Regions from separate parts of the Homo sapiens genome. Here region 2 is linked to region 1. Evidence: chromatin loops called from intact Hi-C (ENCODE). Cell type or tissue: Caco-2. All regions are shown on one strand. Links, peaks and the distances in the headings refer to the core of each region. The heading gives the core; the rest is flanking DNA. Region 1 overlaps SH3D19 (SH3 domain containing 19). Region 2 overlaps FHIP1A (FHF complex subunit HOOK interacting protein 1A).

Region 1 (7,251 bases), core at 2,934-5,433:
ACACTGGCCTCTACCCACTAGATGCCAGTAGCACCTTCCCTCTAGTTGTGACAAATAAAAATGGCTCAGACATTGCCAAATGTCCCCTGGAGGGCAAAACTGCCCCCAGCTGGAACCACTGCCCTTGATTCAAAACCACTACCTGAATCAAGTGGCAGCTGCAGCTAACAGTCTGACCTGCTGCTGGGCTTGTCCAGACCACCATGAAATGTGCTATGAAAACGAAAATCTCTCATAAACATGGTCAGTCCTGCACTGTTCTGCTGTGCCTGATACCATCAACAACAGCACCCAAATTCGAATGTATACAGACATCAGGACCAACACAACCTTGATTCAATCTGACTGATCATATGCTTTTGACGCCTGAGTGGTCTTGGGTAATACCGTATATGGCAACCGAAGCTGCAGCTATTTGGTGACACTGCCCCTGTGACTTAACCAATGTGATGATACAAATCAGGTTTAGCAACGAGTCCTGAACCAAAGTGACTTGTGTCCTTTGGGGTTATATTTTGGTATATAGGGGAAAAATGGGTAGGAGAAAAATGGGTCATGAGATGTCTCCCCATTAAGGACAGAGGTCGCTTTCTGGCCCATCAATTGTCTAATTATTGCAGCGACACCAGAGATTAACAGATCAGTTTAAACTCTGTACAGGTCTTAATGAATAAAATACCCTGGCCCTAGAATACCTCATGGCTGCCTAAAATCAGACCTACTGGTACTCCCTGAGATTATTCACAGTAAGCTGTCTGGGACCCTGGAGAGTAAGACTGAGATCAATACTGCAGGTTGGCTTCATCTGCTGCTTTGAGTCTTGATAATAGACTTAATTAAACGTCATGTGAGACAAACTGAGTGGATTTGGTTCTGGCTTCTGTTGGTTAGCTTAATCGAAGTGGTTGTCAGAGTAGCACACTTGTGTAAAAATTTAAGTTTGGCCAAGAATGTGTCAGGCTGAGGAGTGAATAGTGACAGAGGCAATGTGCTGTATACCCTAAGTGTCTCTGCACATTCTTGCTGAGTATGCCAAGAATACAATCCCTTGACTGTTCTTTACCCTGGCCACTTCTCAGGGCTGTGTTTGCACCCTTGTGAGCAACCTTGAAGGATGAGGTAACGTCTCCCCCAGGAAAAAAAGCAAGCTTGCTTCCATTTGCTATAAAAGTGGTGGATCTCAGTGTTCCTCTCCTGTCACACAACTCACTGTATAATGGGCCCTTTGCATCACCTCCTCGGGATTTGGTGGGGTATGGGAAACTGACACATAAGAACACGAAACTCTGGTTCTCACTTTTGCTATCATGAAGTGTTTTGCTCCTGTCCCAGAAGTCTCATGTCTTCTGCTAACATCCATGAAACCATGCCAGGCTAAATGTTTAGCTTACAAGTTGGGTAAAATGTCAAACACTGCACAGTTCCTGACAATTTCTCCTCCTCAATTATTTGAAGCAAATTTAACTTATCAAATGTAAATATTTCATCATGTATCTCTGAAATGATTTCTTAAAAAGAAATGTAACCAAAATCCTATTAACACAGCTCCAAATTTCAGTAATAATCTTTAGTATCTTTAAATATCCAGTCATACCAATTTAATGAGTCATTAATTCTCTGACGTAACGCTGTGATAGGCAATGCAAGTGTGACAGCTATGAAGGGTAATGAGTTTCCATTTGCTAAGATCATTTAAGAAGTCAAAGTAGGGCTGGGTGCGGTGGCTCACACCTGTAATCCCAGTACTTTGGGAGGGTGAGGCGGGTGGATCACCTGAGGACAGGAGTTCAAGACCAGCCTGGCCAAAGTGGCGAAACTCCATGTCTACTAAAAATACAAAAAATTGGCTGGGCACGGTGGCTCATGCCTATAATCCCAGCACTTTGGGAGGCCAAGGCGGGTGGATCACCTGAGGTCATGAGTTTGAGACCAGCCTGACCAACATGGTGAAATCCTGTCTTTACTAAAAATATAAAAATTAGCTGGGCATGGTGGTGGGCACCTGTAATCCCAGCTACTTGGGAGGCTGAGGCAGGAGAATTGCTTCAACCCAGGAGGCAGAGGTTGCGGTGAGCCAAAATCACACCATTGCACTCCAGCCTGGGTTGACGAGCGAAACTCCATCTCAAAAATAAAAATACAGATACAAAAAACTAGCAAAGCGTGGTGGCGGGCACCTCTAATCCTAGCTACTTCGGAGGCTGAGGCACGAGAATTGCTGGAACCTGGGGGCAGAGGTTGCAGTGAGCCAAGATCGCACCATTGGACTCCAGCCTGGGCAGCAAGGGCAAAACTACGTCTCAGAAAAAAAAAAAAAAAAAGAAGTCAAGGCAGAAAAATTATTGCAGGTGTCAGCTCCTAGAAGTGTATAACATCCATCCCGGCCCTATTATTATTTTTTTGATACATATATGTATATACACGTATATATGTGTATGTATATATATGTGTATATGTGCATGTATATGTAAGTATATATGTGTATATTACCACATATACATTTGTGTATACGTATATGTATATATGTATGTGTATATGTATATACATACACGCATACATACGTATGTGTATATGTATGTATATATTTAAAGTGTGTGTATGTGTATACACATATGTGTATATGTATATATGTGCATACATATGTATAAATGCATGCATGTATACATGTATACGTATATATACATATACACATACGTATGTATACATATGTATGTATACACTGCATATACATACATATGTATGTATACACTATGCATATACATACATATGTATATATACACATGTATGTATATACTATGCATACACATACATATGTATATATACACACGTGTACACACATATACATATGCGTATACATTCATACACACATACATGTATACACACATACATATACACATACACATATATACATATATGTATATATACACACACACACATTTTTTTTTTGAGATGGTGTCACTCTCTGTTGCCCAGACTGCAGTGCAGTGGCATAATCTCAGCTCACTGCAACCTCCATTTCCCAGGTTTGCGCAATTCTCCTGCCTCACCCAGTAGCTGGGATTACAGGCCCACGCCACCATAGCCTGGCTAATTTTTGTATTTTTAGTAGAGACAGGGTTTCACCATGTTGGCCAGGCTGGTTTTGAACTCCTGACCTCAGGTTATCCACCCGCCTTGGCCTCCCAAAGTGCTGAGATTACAGGCGTGAGTCATAGTGCTCAGCCAGAGGCCAATATTTTGGTATTGTTAGTTAATTTTTGTGAAACATAGACAACCAAATATTTCATTTAATTATTGCCTAATTTACAGTACTTGAAGATAAATAATCCATGGTATACATATAATTAGAATTCCTTTAAAAAAATCAGAATATGTCTCAGACTCTGAAATATAAATCTATCAGCTTAACAGTGCTTTGGTTAATCTATTATACTCCAAAATACTAATAACAGTGTTTTGTGTTATATTTTAATGAAAATCTAGATTTATGATTGCTCTACTGTTGCCAAGGGCACAGCCCTACAAGATACAGCTGTACAAGATCTGATGTTCTAAATTTTTGAATATTTTCTATTAAAGAGAAAAAGGAATCCACATTAGTGGATCCATTCATGTTTCAGTTTCTAGGTAACATCAATATAAATTGTCCACATAAAACCAAGAAGCTGACAGGACTTTTCTTCCTGAAGGATAAAACTTCAAGGCTTTAATACATACTGTGTAATTCTTTCTAATCGTTAAGTATTAGAGGCTACAACCACTACAGGCCAATGAAACGGATCAATTCTTCTTGTTTAACTGCTAAAAAAAATGTTATCACTTTGCCATAATAAACGGAAAAAGAACTGGATTGGAAATCCGCAGAGATAGGTTTTACTTTAGGCTCTGCAAGTAACTGTGACTTTAGGCAAATCATTTAACCTCTGCAAGTTGAACTCTGGTCTCCAAGGGCTCTCTTCTGTGGTATAACAGGATGAGCTCGCAATTAAGAGAGCGGCCCCTAGATGGTAGTGTTGTTCTGAGTCAGGCTTTCTATTTTTTTTCCTTCTTTAATTACAGTGAAGTAAAAAGGCACAAGTTAGAAAATGACTTCACGTTAGTTCTGAAAAAAATTCAGTTGGCTGGACAAGGTGGCTCACGCCTGCAAACCCAGCACTTTGAGAGGCCGAGGCGAGAAGACTGCTTGAGCTCAGGAGTTCAACACCAGCCTGGGTAACATGGTGAAACCCCGTCTTTACAAAAAATAAAAAATTAGGCTGGATGCCGGGGCTCACGCCTGTAATCCCAGCACTTTCAGAGGCCGAGGCGGATGGATCACTTGAGGTCAGGAGTTCAAGACCTGTCTGGCCAACATGATGAAACCTGGTCCCTACTAAAAATACAAAAAAATTAGCGGGGCACAGTGGTGCGTGCCCGTAATCCTAGCTACTCAGGAGGCTGAGGCAGGGGAATCACTTGAACCTGAGAGGCAGAGGCTGCAGTGAGCCCAGATTGTGCCATTGCACTCCAGCCTGGGCAACAGAGCAAGACTCCACCTCAAAAAATAAAATGAAAAAAATAATAAATTAGCCAAATATGGTGGCACATGCCTGTAGTCCCAGTTACTCGGGAGGCTGAGGTGGGAGGAACACTTGAGGCCAAGAGTCTAAGGCTGCAGTGAGCCAAGATCATGCCATTGCACTCCAACCTGGGCAACAAAGTGAGACCCTGTCTCTAAAATACAATACAATAAAATAAAATAATAAATTCACTGTGAAGAATTCATTCAATGGCATTCAAAATGACATTGAATCATGAATCATATGGCTCATGTGCATTTGACATTAATTAAAAGAAATAAACCATTAATGATTATACCAAAGTGAATATATCGCCTTATAATTATTAGTCCATACAGTCATCATTATTTTCTCTAGGTATATTTAGGTAAGCTTAAGAAACTGAGTAAAAACTAAGAAATGAATGTTAGGAGTATTGATCTACAATCTTATAGAAAAATTTTTTTTTCAAATGCAAGTTCTACTAATAAATTCTGATAAACGCACTTTCTTTCATTTTGAATATTACAGACTGAATTCAAGACCTGTGATTTATATGAGCACAATGACAGATATATTCCATTACCCTTCTAGCCATGTAAACAAGGGCATCTTTTAAAGAAAAACGCTTTTAGTGTTCAAAGGATAAGAATAATATATTAAATGGCTTCTCTAGGTTTTTTTTCAACTGAGTCGCCTTGCTTGGAAAGGCTTCTCTAGGTTTTTTTTTGTTTTTGAGACGGAGTCTCACTCTGTCGCTTAGGCTGGAGTGCAGTGGCGCGATCTCGGTTCACTGCAAGCTCCGCCTCCTGGCTTCACACCATTCTCCTGCCTCAGCCTCCCGAGTAGCTGGGACTACAGGTGCCCGCCACCACGCCCGGCTAATTTTTTGTATTTTTAGTAGAGACAGGGTTTCACCGTGTCAGCCAGGATGGTCTCGATCTCCTGACCTCGTGATCCGCCTGCCTCGGCCTCCCAAAGTGCTGGGATTACAGTCGTGAGCCACCGCGCCCAGCCCTCTAGGTTTAATTTATCAAAGAAAAAGGATTAAGAGATTCTAGTTTGAGGAGGTTTAGATGAACAAGATCAGATTTTAACCTAAAATTCCTGAAAGGAAACAGAATGTGTTCCTATTTCTCTCCCATAAAATTCACTGAGTATAAAAATTATGTTTCTCCTTAAACATGCTCAGTCTTGCCTTGAATTCAATCAATATACAGAATAAGAAAGTACCTATGAGGCCGGGCTCGGTGGCTCACGCCTGTAATCCCAGCACTTTGGGAGGCCGAGGTGGGTGGATCACGAGGTCAAAAGATCGAGACCATCCTGGCTAACACGATGAAGTCCCGTCTCTACTAAAAATACAAAAAATTAGCCGGGCGTGGTGGTGGGCGCTTGTAGTCCCAGCTACTCAGGAGGCTGCGGCAGGAGAATGGCGTGAACCCTGGAGGTGGAGCTTGCAGTGAGCCAAGATCGTGCCTCCGCACTCCAGCCTGGGCGATAGAGGGAGACTCCATCTCAAAAAAAAAAAAAAAAAAAAGAAAGTATCTACGAGAGCCCATATGTTACCTTTTTGCTTCCTGTCAGTTGAGTAGGTAATAAGTGGCAAGCACAACATAGAACATGAGAGTGAAATGACATAAAACTGTGAATTTTTAGTATAGATTTATGTCAAAAATTAAAGAGGAAAGATATTGAGTGAATCCAAGATGGTATTGCTGTATGTGAAAGTCATTCATCCATCCATCCATCCATTCCAACCAACCAACTCACCCAACCCACCAACCAACCTTTATTGAGGCTGAATGGTGCAAAGGACTAGAGATACAAAGATAAATAAGGTACCACAGGCCAGGTGCAGTAATACCAGCACTTTGGGAGGCTGAGGCAGGCAGACTGCTTGAGCCCAGGTGTTTGAAACCAGCCTGGGCAACATGGCGAAACCCTGTCTCTACAAAAAGAAAAAAAAATACCAGAAATTAGCTGGGCACGGTGGTGTGCGCCTGTAGTCCCAGCTACTCAGGAGGCTGTGGCAGGAGAATCACTTGAGCCCAGGAGGCAGAGGCTGCAGTGAGCCAACATTGCATTGCACTCCAGCCTGGTCAAAGGGAATTAAATCCTGTCTCAAAAAAAAAAAAAAAAAAGATACCACCTCCATTCTCAAAAAACTCAGTCTAGTATGAGAAAGGGACTTTGAAAGTTCAGTTCAGTTTATTACAGTGTCAAGTAGATTTACAACTATTGCACTTATCATTCTGCTGACAGAAGGCCAAAACTGAAGATTGAGATTTTCCTCTAATAAAGATAGGTTTTCAGAATCTTCAATATAAGATGTTAAAATTATAAAGGCAAAGATATATACCTCATGTTCCATTCCATATCCTTCCTGCTGTTGTACAGTTTGCTGCAAATGATAATTTAATTTGGATAATGCTTTAAATCATTGATTTCTCATGAAATTACTTTTGAGTGAAATTTGACAAGAATTTTCTTTATACTCTCTTCTTTACCAAAACGTATTAGAAGTCCCCATAGTCCAAAATAAAATGTAACCATAGAATGGGGAGATAACTTTAGTCAAAGACCAAGTAAATATTACCTTCTTTGCAGAACTCCAGGTTGTAGTCACGTAAAAGTGTGGCCACTTGTTGCTTAACTTTTTGGACAATGGGAAAAAAAAAACAATAAAAGCTAAAATGTGGTCCAGCATATG
Region 2 (2,500 bases), core at 1-2,500, 530 kb after region 1:
CTATTCATTTGAATAGACTCCCCATTTCCAGTTTCGTAGACTCTCTTTCAACCAATAGGGGATCTCCCTTGATTTGATTTATTCAGAAGAAAATTTTTAGTTTCTACTGAAAGCATGTGTTTGTAAAGTTGCAAATTCCCAATAAGTCTTTATTCTAATATAGTTTCAAGCTACCCACTGGTGATATTTGATAAATAGCTTTATTAGCTTTGATCCAGTGTTCCATTTTTAATACTTCAAACAAAGAATAAAAATCTATGAATATCAACTTAAATCATGAAATATGCTTAGTTTGAGCTGTAAGCAGTCATTGCTGTTCCAGCAGTATATAAAAGCATTGAAGCAGTTTATTTCTTAAATAATTAATGACCAAAATAAGGATACCATAAATCCTGTGTAATCCGAATTTCTCTAGGCCTCACCAGCCTATAGGAAGAGTTCACATCAATGGCTACAGGACAGATTTTCCCAGCTCTCACCCCAGCCACCTCATAGAAAACCTTGGGCCCAACCCCCAAACCCCCCACCCAACACAAAAAGTATCACTTATCACTTCTAGGGATCACCAAGTGAGAAATCTTTTTTGTTTATCTGTTTTTGTTTTTTAGAGACAGGCTCTCACTCTGTCCCCCAGGCTGGAGTGCAGTGGTGTAGTCATAGCACACTGCAGCCTCTATGTCCTGGGCTCAAGTGATCCTCCTACCTCAGCCTCCCGACTAGCTGGGACTACAAGTACACACCACTACACCCGGCTAACTCTTCTATGTTTTATAGAAACAGGATCTTGCTGTGTTGCTCAGGCTCGTTTTGAACTCTCGGCCTCAAGCAGTCCTCCCGCCTTAGCTTCCCAAAATGCTGTGATTGCAGGCATGAGGCACAGTACCCCACCCCCAAATAAGGAGTCTTAAATATATGCATGAACAAATCTCCCACCACGGTTGCCACAGCAGCATCAGCCATGGTCCTCTCTCCTGCTCTGATCCCTTTTGTTGCTGCTGCCTTCCCTTCCCACCCCTCAACCTGCTGCCCCTGTTCCTGCTGTGCACCCTGGCGCCCTCCTGTGGTGCTAGAGCAGCATTGTCTTCTCTGGGTGCCCACTGGGGTCCAGCTATGCTTTGTTCACAGCTGGTGGGTTCACACAGAGGTGCGAGAATGCTTCTCTCTCCTGTGTTATTTCTGGTTACCAGAGCATCTCTACTCACAGATATCCTTGTGGAAAAGAGCTCCTTTATTTTCTGCCTGCAGCATTCATTTTTCCTCATTGCTAAAGTCCCCAAAACTAAGCCAAGAATCAGAACAGTCTTGCCCCCTGTTCCATACTTTCCTTTTTGTCCTTGTAACCTTCTACTTTCATGAAACTGCGCTTATGAAAACAGCTGCCACCACATCAGACCTGCAGGGTGTGTCTGGTTCTTACTGACAGCAGGTTCAAAATATATATCTGCCCATGGAGACAGTAGGAGGAGGGGATGAGGACCGCCTTACCTAGATGGTTTGCTTTTTCTGAAAACTGAAGGTTAAGTGGCAAGTTTGCTATATCATACCTGGAAAGTATTATTAAAACCTTCAGCATCAAGTACCACACAGAGAATGGAATCTTTCTTTCCTCTCTGACTCTGGCTCTTGCAGTGGATCAGTTGGGAATATCAACTTAGGTTTTCCTCATTTGGATCAGCAGGAGGTATGGGAGATGGTTGAATGTTTACAGGCCTGAAGGCATGTCCTGAAAGTCGTACTTTTTATCTTTTTTTTACAAAAACCTTAATCTTAGCTTGTTTTTCTCTGCACGGCTTCTTTCTCAAATGCCAAATACAGAAGCAAAAACACTCTGGCTGATTGAAAGTTTGTGATCGTTCACATAAGGGATTAGGCTCATCTGCAATTGGCTCCTGCACACATATGTGATGCTTGGCTCTGGCTATAAGTTCTTTATCCCATTTGCTCCATTTTTGTTTAAATAAGCAGTATGTTTTTTTTCCCTGTTAAGAAAGTAAGTCATTTAAACACACTTTATTCTAGCCATGAAGCCCACTGATGTGCTCCAGGTGTGTCAGAAATGGTTGCTCAGGTTTTCTTGTCCCCAGGTTCAAAATGATACTAAGATGCTTTTGATCACCAACCAAAAGTGTTTTATGTGAAATGGGGCCCAGTGATCCTCAGTGAGTCATTTACCATTATATTTTCTCCTGGCCACACGTAAGAACATAAGAAAAGGTTTACACTATGGAGTGGTTGTTTGCTGCTGCCATTCAGTGCCTGCAATGAGCCAGAGTTTCTGGGATTATAAGAGAAATGACTGAAGCAGCTCCTTGCTGTGGTAGCACATTATATTCAGGAGGTAGACTGAAGTAATTGTGATACAAGATAATATTGCTTAATAGAGGCCCATGAGCATAGTGGAGGGAGGGATTAGCTCCCTCTCAGAGAAGGTGACACTGAAGCTGGACTTTGTAGAATGAAAGGCATTGGTCAGGCAGAGAAAAGGGGAAAGCACAGGCCA

What was found. Hi-C counts contacts between places; a loop is a spot of excess contacts. Peaks named below come from ENCODE experiments on the same cell type or tissue, not always from the same donor. Only the 100,000 strongest peaks of a DNase experiment are listed, where the experiment ranks them.
Region 2: it touches region 1 in a loop (4-fold over the local background); 3 of 110 quality-filtered maps call a loop at or near these places.

The regions. Positions count from the first base shown.
Region 1 is chr4:151,113,554-151,120,804 of GRCh38, forward strand. SH3D19 (SH3 domain containing 19) reads right to left here. Exons shown (of 20, transcript NM_001378122.1): 20 at 6,728-7,251. Among named protein-coding and RNA genes, the nearest start is that of SH3D19-AS1, 7.0 kb to the right of the region's middle. In Caco-2, for the core only: a CTCF peak has its summit at 3,990 (motif pointing right); a DNase peak (open chromatin) is centred at 4,008.
Region 2 is chr4:151,643,763-151,646,262 of GRCh38, forward strand. All of the region lies in intron 9 of FHIP1A (FHF complex subunit HOOK interacting protein 1A), which reads left to right. Among named protein-coding and RNA genes, the nearest start is that of GATB, 120 kb to the right of the region's middle. RefSeq lists an enhancer at 2,377-2,500. In Caco-2, for the core only: a CTCF peak has its summit at 1,074 (motif pointing left); a DNase peak (open chromatin) is centred at 1,039.